3 separate regions of the Homo sapiens genome follow, and regions 2 and 3 are each linked to region 1. A link is a contact called in ENCODE Hi-C or POLR2A ChIA-PET data. All regions are on one chromosome and are shown on one strand. The core of a region is the stretch at or near the end of the contact, and the rest is flanking DNA. Distances in the headings are between cores, read along the strand shown.

Region 1 (3,240 bases), core at 235-2,734:
AGGAGACTGAGGCAGGGAATTGCTTGAACCCAAGAGGTGGAAGTTGCAGTGAGCCAAGATCGTGCCACTGCACTCCAGCCTGGGTGACAGAGCAAGTCTGTCTCAAAAAAAAAAAAAAAAGGCCGGGCGTGGTGGGTCACGTCTGTAATTCCAGCACTTTGGGAGGTGGGAGCCGGCAGATCACCGGAAGTCGGGAGTTCAAGACCAGCCTGACCAACATGGAGAAACCCTGTCTCTAATAAAAATACAAAAGATTAGCTGGGTGTGGTGGCACGTGCCTGTAATCCCAGCTACTTGGGAGGCTGAGGTAGGAGAATTGCTTGGACCTGGGAGGTGGAGGTTGTGGTGAGCCGCGATCCTGCCATTGCACTTCACTGCACTCCAGCCTGGGCAATAAGAGTGAAAGTCTGTCTCAAAAAAGACTGGACAGATATGAAGACATAGAGTTTACTTCTCCTGTCACCCCATCACTTGTTGTTCACTGTTTAATCTGGAAGGAAGGTGGTCAACAGGTGGCCAGCAGTGGTCTATGTGTGGTTATTTTATTCTTGCTGCCTTCTGCTCTTTTATGGCCACTATCTGTTCCACCCTGGGAACTGAAGAGATGTTGGTAGGAAGAGGCTTTCCCCCACCTCTGATGTCCAGGCCCTTCACTCAGCTGACATCGCAGCTGCACTTCAATATGGCAGCTATTGGCCACGTGTGGCTCCTGGGTGCCTGGAATGTCGCTGGTCTAAACTGCGATGTGCTGGAATGGTAAAATACAGAGTGAGTTTCAAAGATTTAGTGATATATATATATATATATATATATATATATATATATATGTATATATATATACACACACACATATATATACATATATACACACATACATATATACATATATACACACATATATACATATATACATACATATACATGTATATACATATATAATTATTGCTCACATATTAAACTGATAATATTTTGGATATATTGGGTAAGTTAAATTGTTACAATCAACTCCACCTTTTTCTTGTTTCTTTTTAAAGTTGGCTACTAGAAAATTCAAAATTCACATGTGGCTTATATTTTATTTCAGAGGATTGCCTTTTTAAAAAAGTCTCAGGCTGCTTGCTCAAATGCCAGAAGCCAGGAAGATCATAAAAACTGAAATTTTAAAATTATTGTTATTATATATTTTTCATTTGTGAATAGCCGTATAGTATGTTATTTATAAATACATGAAACCTCATACACGAGGTCAAATGCAAATACCCTCCGGGGTGGGCTAAGCTCAGGGAGGAAGCCCTGCCTGAAAACGCTGCAGCTTAGGCTGTCACTCTTTCTTCATTCAGTCCAGCGTTTGGTCAGGTCTTCTGTCACTTAAGGCCTGAAGGGGCTGGGCCTTAGACGTTTTCCAATCAGGGACCCTGAGCTGGGGACCGTCCAATCAGGCACGCAACTGGAGCGGACAGGGCGGCTTCCGGGATTTGGCGGGGCCTTTGTCTCTCGCTGCAGCTGGAGCGCTTGGTCTCGTCTTCCCTGCTTTGTGTCCCCTGCTCTTAGAGGCCCAGCCTCTGTGGCCCTCTGACCTGCAAGCATTGGGAGATCCACAGCTAAGACGCCAGGGCCTCCCCTGGAAGCCTAGAAATGGTGAGAGTGGCGGCTCCGACATCCGGAGAGAGAGGGAGGGGCTGGTTGAAACCTGTGGGAAGTGGCTGTGGCGGACTCGGGCCTCCCCGCAGTCATCTCCACAAACTGCGCCCTGAGTTCTCCTTGCCCAGCTGGGCCTCAGTCCCCTTCAGCCATAAGATGGCGGCTTCGCTGACAGCCGGCCCCCGGGCGTCTTGTCTCTTCCCCGCCCAGTGACTGTGCCCTGACCTGGAGCCCTCTCTGGGCAGCTCTGCTCCCGCAGCGCAGCGTCTCTCCCAGATTGTGCAGGGACCAAGGGAGGGTAGTCAGGGGAGAATCCTGACTCGGGGAGCGGGTTCATGAATGGGAAGGGCTTTAGTCCGCTGCGTTTCCAGTTCATCTTTCCCCCTATTAAAAATTTATGGCAGGCCGGGCGCTTTGGTTCACGCCTGTAATCCCAGCACTTCGAGAGGCCGAGGCGGGCGGATCACCCGAGGCCAGGAGTTCGAGACCAGCCTGGCCAACATGGCGAAACCCCATCTCTACTAAAAATATAAAAATTAGTCTGGCACAGTGGCCTGCGCCTATAATGCTAGCACTTTGGGAGGCCGAGGTGGGCGGATTACGAGGTCAGGAGTTCGAGACCAGCCTGACCAACATGGTGAAACCCCCGTTTCTACTAGAAATACAAAAAATTAGCCGGGCGTGGTGGCGCGGTCCTGTAATCCCAGCTACTCAGGAGGCTGACGCAGAAAAATCGCTTGAACCCGGGAGGCGGAGGTTGCAGTGAGGCGAGCTGACGCCATTTGCTGTCCAGCTTGGGTGACAGAGCTTGACTCTGTCTCAAAAAAAAAAAGCCGGGCATAGTGGCGCATGCTTGTAATCCCAGCCACTCGGGAGGCTGAGGCGGGACAATCGCTTGAACCTGGGAGGAGGTTGCAGTGAGCCAAGATCGCGCCACTGCACTCCAGCCTGGGCGACAGAGTAAGAAGACTCTGTCTAGAAAAAAAAAAAAAAAAGGCAGTCTCTGCAAAAATATTAAATAATTTAATCAAAGAGTGGTTCAAAAATTTTAGAGCACCCCTATGGGTTGTAGTTTTTGGTTTATAAGAGGGGCTTGAAGGACTTTGATAAGGTGCATGATGCAAAAATCCCAAATTCAATAATTGGTTAGGTACAGTTATATTCTTTCTGTCTTCCTGTCTTTGTTTGTTTGTTTCTCTCCTCTTTTCTTCTTCTTAGTTTTTTTTGTTTGTTTGTTTGTTTTGTTTTTTTGAGACGGAGTCCTGCACTGACGCCCAAGCTGGAGTGCAGTGGCACGATCTGCAACCTCCACCTCCCGGGTTCAAGTGATTCTCCTGCCTCAGCCTCCCAAGTAGCTGGAATTACAGGCGCCCACCACCATGCCCGGCTAATTTTTGTATTTTTAGTAGAGACAGAGTTTCAGTATGTTGGCCAGGCTGGTCTCGACCTTTTGACCTCAGGTGATCCACCGGCCTCAGCCTCCCTAAGTGGTAGGATTACAGGCATGAGTCAGTGCTCCCTGCCTCAGTTTCTTATTTTCCACCTTGAACGTACAAATTTCCTGGTTGTGTAATTGGAGCTTAATTGACAGTTTATAGT
Region 2 (3,240 bases), core at 208-2,707, 180 kb after region 1:
GGGTGCCTGTAACTCCACTCTCTTGCTTCCCACTCAAGTGGCATTATAAGCATAACCTTAAATGTGATCTAATTTATGCATATTCCTCTCTTAGTAACATTTCTGACAACAGCCCTCACAATCAAATGAGCCTGGATTACAGAAAACGTGTGTGTTTAAAGCCTGAGGCAGCAGGTTTTGTGTGTATGTGTGATTCTCCTGCCTCAGCCTCCCAAGTAGCTGGGACTGCAGGCACGCACCACGATGCCCAGCAAATTTTTGCATTTTTAGTAGAGATGAGGTTTCACCATGTTGGCCAGGATGGTCCTGATCTCTTGACTTCATGAGCCACCCACCTGGACTTCCCAAAGTGCTAGGATTACAGGCATGAGCCACGATGCCCCGCCTATTATTCTTTTAGAGATGTATTTTCATCTTTCTACTTTTTTTCTTTTCTTTCTATTTTCATAATTTCTCCCTTTCTGTCTCTTTCTTACTGTCCTTCCCTTTTTCTTCCTGTGTTTCTCTCTTCCTTTCTTTTTCTCTGTTTCTTTTTAACATTTCCTCCTTGTAGAACCTGGTCCCTAACTTCCTTCATTCCCTCCTGTCTTCCTTCCTGCCTTTCTCTCAACATTCCTACCTTCCTCCCTTTTTTTCCTCCTCTCCTGCCTTCCTTCCTTCCTACTACAGGAATGTGGCATCATGCCTGGCTAACTTTTAGTAGAGGCAGGGCCTCACTATGTTGTCAGGGCTGGTCTCAACCTCCTAGGCTCAAGTGATTCTCCCACCTCAGCCTCCCAAAGTGTTGGAATTACAGGCATGAGCCACCATGCTCTGCCCTCTTTTATTTTCTTCTTTTTTCTTTGTATTCTTTTTTTCCCCTCTCTCTTTCTTCTTTCCTTTTTTCCTTCATTTCTTCCTTTTTCTTTTTGTGTCTCTCCACCTTTTTCCTTCCTTTTTCATCTTCCCTTTTTCTTTTCATTATTTTCTCTATTTTTCTTTTGATATTTCTTTCTCTTTCTTCATTTTTTTTCTCTCTCTTCTCTTTCTTTTTTTTTTTTCTGTTTTATTTCCTTCCTTCCGTTCGTCGTCTGTCCGTCTTTGTGTGGATTCTGGGACAGTCTCCTCATTCTGTATCTCCCTGTGTCCTAAACCACCCACTACCGAGTCCTGGTCATTCTTTCTCCCGCTGAGATGCATCTCCAAGCATCTGCAAACACCCACACCCACGGGTTGTCTTTGACTGGACTCTGTCGTGGTCTATGCAGAGCCACGTATCGGGGATCATTTCTGGGGTCGGGTGGATCCATTTCGCCCACGAGCTGCCCTTGCCATCTCGATCTGTCTTGTTGACGTTCGCGCTGGTTGTCGGGCTCCACTGAGGCCACCTCTCTAAGTTCTCTTGTCCTCCGGAGCTCCAGCGGCAGCTGCCGAGGGAGGGACCGTCCCCGCTGTGAGCTGGGCGGAGCTCGGGAAGGCCCGCAGCCTTCAGCTGAACTGTCTCAATGGGACCAGAGCTCTGGCGCGTCCCTTGTGAGTCGGAGGTCGGGCGCGCAGGGCTGTGGCTTGGGAGGCTGTCCCCGCGCTCCCAGCCCGAGCCGAGTGTGGGGCTGCCCCGGCTGATCCCAAGCGCACTGCAACTGCCGAGGCCCGACCCGCAGGACCCACCAGGCCTGACGCAGGGGGCCAGGGACGCCCACGCTGGTCCCGACTGTCTGAGGCGCCTGCCGAGTTTATTCCCAAGTCCCCATGGAGAGTCAGGGGCCGTCCTGAGCCATCTTCTGAGGTCCCGGGAGGGGTGGGCTCGGGAGGGGTTCGCCCGAGGGCTTTCCGAGCGCCGAAAGGGACGGCGTGCTGCGTGGTGGGTGCCTTGGGTTGGGGGGCTCCCCTGCTTGGCCTCCCACCCCTCTGGTTCCTGGCTCCTCCCCTCATTCCTGGGAGTGGGGGTGGTGGCAGCTCGATCCACCGGCTGGGATAGGGCTGGGGAAGCATGGTATGGATGGTTCAGTTGCAGGTGTCCGGGGGTGTGGCCCGGCAGGCCCCATCCCAGGTATGGCTGTGAGGGCCCGGGGGTGGCAGTCTGGGTCCCTGCCCTCTCCCACCCCGCGGGTGGGATGGTCACCGGGGGGGCAGTCCCTGCGCTTGAGCCCTTGCTCCTCTTTCCACCGCCCACATCGATCAGCAGATGGGGGTTGGGGGCGCGGTGGGAAGGAAGGTTGGCGACTTAGATGCCAGAAAAACAGCTTCAGGCCGCGAGCGCCACCCTTGGCCTGTAGGGTGGATCCGCTGGGCCTCTACCTGCTGGCTTCTCAGTCCGGCCGCCGGGTCCACCAGATGTCGGCCAAGAGTGTAGGACTTGGCCACCAGCTTGAAATATTTAAGACGGACCAGATGGCTCTCCTCGGCTGCAGAACCGCTAAGATCCAGTAGAGGGTGCGATTACTGCTCACTGCGACCTCCACCTTCCCGGGCTCACCCAGGCAATCCTTTCTTTTCGGCCTCCGAGTAGCTGAGGCTCAGGGGATCTTTCTGTTTTTGTTTTCTTTTTTTTGTTTTCCTAGCCCCACTTCAAGTTTGTTTCCACAGTACATTGAGTTGCTGTTTTTTGTTTGTTTGCTTGTTGAGACGGAGTTTTGCTCTTGTTACCCAGGCTGGAGTGCAAAGTCGCGATCTCGGCTCACTGCAACCTCCGCCTTTTGGGTTCAAGCGGTTCTCGGGCCTCAGCCTCCCGAGTAGCTGGGATTACAGGCATGTGCCACCACACTTGGCTAATTTTGTATTTTTAGCAGAGACGAGGTTTCTCCATGTTGGTCAGGCTGGTGTCGAACTCCCGACCTCAGGTGATCAGCCCGCGTTGGCCTCCCGAAGTGCTGAGATTACAGGCGTGAGCCACCGCGCCTGGCCGCTGTTTTATTTTTATTTATTTCTTTCTTTTTCTGTTTCTTTTGTCTTTCTCTTGCTCCTTCCTGCACACTGAAGTTGCTGTTGTTTTAGATTTCTTTTTTCTTCTTTTTTTTTTCTTTTTGAGTGAGGCCTTGGCCCCCAAAGTGCTGGAATTACAGGCGTGAGCCACCGTGCCTGGCTCTATCTATCTACCTATCTATCTATCATCTATCTATCTATCTATCTATCTATCTATTTTTTTTAGTAGAGACATGGTCTCAGTATGTTGTCCAGGCTGTGGTTATATATATTACTTTTTAAACTTTAATTATCATTTTTTAATAAAGATGTCTCGCCATATAGCCCCCAGGGTAGTCT
Region 3 (3,240 bases), core at 741-3,240, 170 kb before region 1:
CTAGGTTTAAGCAATCATTCCACCATGGTCTTCCAAAGTGTTTGGATTACAGGTGTTAGCCATCAAACTCTGCCAAAAATATTTTTTAAGGAACTGTTACAACCAAGTTATTAGCTATGGTTGTGCCACTGTACTCCAGCCTAGGTACCAGAGTGAGACCTTGTCTCCAAAAACAAAACAAAACAAAAAAACTTACGACCAAATTAAAATTCTAAGGTTGTGTCATATGTGTCCCCTCCCTGCCCTGTAAGCTATCACTGTTAAATATAATGGTATTGGCCGGGCACGGTGGCAAATGGCTGTAATCCCAACACTTTGGGAGGCCGAGGTGGGCGGATCACCTGAGGTCAGGAGTTCAAGACCAGCCTGACCAACACGGAGAAACCCTATCTCTACTAAAAATACAAAATTAGCCGGGCGTGGTGGCGCATTCTTATAATCCCAGCTACTCGGGAGGCTGGGAGGATTGAGGCAGGACAATCGCTTGAACCCAGGAGGTGGGGGTTGAGGTGAGCTGAGATCATGCCATTGCACTCCAGCCTGGGTAACAAAAGTGAAACACTGTCTCAAAAAAAAAAAAAAAAATATATATATATATATATATATATATATATATATATATATATATACACATACATATACATATAAAATGGGTATTGAGAAAACTGTTATATATTATTAAGAAATTCCTGGCTGGGCGCGGTGGCTCATGCCTGTATTCCCAGTACTTTGGGAGGCCGAGGCAGGTGGATCACCTGAGGTCAGGAGTTTAAGACCAGCCTGGCCAATATGATGAAACCCTGACAGACCCAGGGCATGGTGGTGGGAGCCTGTAATCCCAGCTACTCGGGAGGTTGAGGCAGGAGAATCGCTTGAACCCAGGAGAAGAAGGTTGCAGTGAGCCAAGATCACACGATTGCACTCCCTTCTGGGCAACAAAAGCAAACCTCCATCTCAAAAAAGAAAAAATTCCTATATATTCTCTAAATGAGAATAAGTTATTCTGATGTGACCCAATATTTCCTCACTCTTACCTCCATGGTCTAACCCAGCAAATCAAATCAGGACACCCACAAAGGACAGTTGGCCATTTTCAAATAGAAATAAAATAGAAAATAAAATACCCCATTAGTGACAGTAATCCAGTGATTTTAAAAAAGAGAAGTCAGATTGAGATGCAGTGCAGTCAGGGCACAATTACCCTGGAATACACACTTCACACAGAATGATTGAGAAGTCTTTCTAAAATAAACAAATTTGGGTAACATAATTTTTGCTTAACCATTCTCAGCCACCGCTTTCCCCCACCCCTGCCCCATTCCTAATGGCCATCCCACGATGTGGTCAACAGCGTGGTATAGCATGATGAGAGAGGTACTCAGGGATGGGATGAGGGTCTTTCCTGCATTATCAAAATCATTAAAAAGTTGTTAAAATATGTTCAAATGGGCCAGGCATGGTGGCTCACGCCTGTAATCCCAGCACTTTGGGAGGCTGGGGTGGGAGGATCACCTGAGGTCAGGAGTTCGAGACCAGCCTGCCCAACTTGGCGAAACCCCGTCTGTACTAAAAATACAAAAAGTAGCTGGGTGTGGTGGCATGCGCCTGTAATCCCAGCTACTCGGGAGGCTGACGCAGGAGAATCACTTGAACCTGGGAGGCAGAGGTTGCAGTGAAACAAGATCACACCATTGCACTCAAGCCTGGGCAATAAGAGCAAAACTCAGTCTCAAACAAACAAAAATAATCCAAATGTTCTTTTCTTACCCTTAAGTAGCAAATAAGATGCATTATACAAGCAGACCCAGGTAAGGGAAAGAGCAAGTTCATTTCAAGTCTCAGCTTACTTCTTAATTGGCTGTAATTCCCTATGGTTGACACTCCCTGCTTTAGCCTGTTTTCCTGGGGGTGGAGGGAGTGGTACTGGGCGAGTGCTGGTGCTTTATCGAATCAGTGGCACAGTTGGAGAGGAGGGCGTGGCATCCGGCATTTGGCGGGGCTTTTGTCTCTCGCTGCAGCCAGAGCTTGGGATCGCTTTCTGCTATTCAACGTCCTCCACCTCTGCCCCCCTCTCGCCCCAGCCGGTGACAGGCTGTTGCCCTGTGATCTGCAGGTCCTGGGACGTGCACAGACAGCTAAGATGCCAGGACATTCCAGAAGGTGGGAAAGGGTGAGTGTGAGGGGTTGAGCATCCCGAGAGGGGAGAGCTGGCTGAGAAACCGACGGGACTGGCCTCCTCACCGCTCCTGGGTTGCCGACCTGAGTCCCTGCTGGCGCAGCTCCGTCCCAGGTCCCTCTGGCCGCAAGATGGTGGCTGGGCCCGCAGCAATGACCCGCGCGTCCCGCCCAGTCCCTGCGGCGCCCTATCTGGAGCTCCCTGGGCAGCTCTGCACGCAGCCCCGAGTGTTTCCCAGATTGTTCAGGGATGCCAGGCGGGTCATCAGGGCAGAATCCCGACTCGTGTGTGCGTAGGAGGAGCTGTGGCCGGTGGGGCTCCCAGTCTCTTTTGTTAAACATTTTGTTGGTTTGTTTGAGACAAAGTCTTGCTCTGTCGCCGAGGCTGGAGTGCAATGGCGTGATCACTGCAACCTCCGCCTCCCAGGTTCAAGCGATTCTCGTGCCTAAGCCCCCCGAAAAGCTGGGATTAAAGACCTGCACCACCACGCCTGGCTGATTTTTGTATTTCTAGTAGAGAAGTGGTTTCGCCATGGTGGAAGCTGGTCTGGAACCCCTGGACTCAAGTGATCCCCCCACCGCCGCGGCCTCCCAAAGTGCTAAGATTACAAGCATGAGCCACCGCGCCCAGCTTCTTCTCTTGCAAAGTAAAGGGAGTCAACGTTAAAACGTTAACGAGTTTATCTGAGCAGTGATTAGTGAAATGGAAAGCACCCAGCCATAATATGTGGGCCACCTGAAAGGCAAAAAGGGAAGGGTTTTGAAAAGGGCGTGTGAGAAGGCAAACCAAATTCAAGAATTGGTTACAGTTTATGTAGTCACCTTATTTGTATGATTCGGGTGGAAATTTCCTGGTTATGTAATCAGAGGTTAATTGCAGGTTAAGCCTGAATTTTGTTTCTGCCTAAAATAATTTATAAGAAGTGAATCCGAGATAGGTTTTACATTTTTTACTTATGAACACAGGGCACTAGAGCCCCTTCAGTCTAATTTCCTGCTTTTTAAATAACACTCCACAGGAGGACTGGTTTTCCTCTGTGACTTCCTAATGTATGGCAAGCAGGA

What was found. Hi-C counts contacts between places; a loop is a spot of excess contacts on that map. ChIA-PET counts read pairs that join two places held with the same protein, here RNA polymerase II (POLR2A). Pooled maps may share reads with other maps.
Region 2: a loop to region 1 is called in a map of OCI-LY7, with 2.0 times the contacts of the local background. The contact joins the enhancer-like site here to the promoter of ZNF724 in region 1. A Hi-C loop is called at or near these places in 1 of 168 maps with a recorded cell type or tissue (OCI-LY7), 8 of 37 single-sample maps with no recorded cell type and 6 of 50 pooled maps. POLR2A ChIA-PET finds 5 or more read pairs at or near these places in 8 of 52 experiments (AG04450, H1, OCI-LY7 and 3 more).
Region 3: a pooled map shows a loop between it and region 1 (2.4-fold over the local background). The contact joins the promoter of LINC01224 here to the promoter of ZNF724 in region 1. A Hi-C loop is called at or near these places in 1 of 50 pooled maps. POLR2A ChIA-PET finds 5 or more read pairs at or near these places in 4 of 52 experiments (WTC11, activated T-cell and activated naive CD4-positive, alpha-beta T cell).

What each region holds. Positions count from the first base shown.
Region 1 is chr19:23,248,638-23,251,877 of GRCh38, reverse strand. It overlaps ZNF724 (zinc finger protein 724), which reads left to right and starts at 1,484. Exons shown (of 4, transcript NM_001355404.2): 1 at 1,484-1,638. The coding sequence starts at 1,636. RefSeq lists a silencer at 1,384-1,443 and an enhancer at 1,574-1,863.
Region 2 is chr19:23,069,593-23,072,832 of GRCh38, reverse strand. No RefSeq gene overlaps it. Among named protein-coding and RNA genes, the nearest start is that of LINC01858, 9.9 kb to the right of the region's middle. Within about 2 kb of position 1,457, at least 2 of the 41 ENCODE cell types and tissues checked have a DNase peak (open chromatin) inside an H3K27ac peak, as active enhancers do.
Region 3 is chr19:23,414,824-23,418,063 of GRCh38, reverse strand. LINC01224 (long intergenic non-protein coding RNA 1224) reads left to right here and starts at 1,990. Exons shown (of 5, transcript NR_126449.1): 1 at 1,990-2,170. All of the region lies in intron 2 of LOC105372335 (a long non-coding RNA gene), which reads right to left. RefSeq lists enhancers at 1,710-2,365, 2,366-3,023.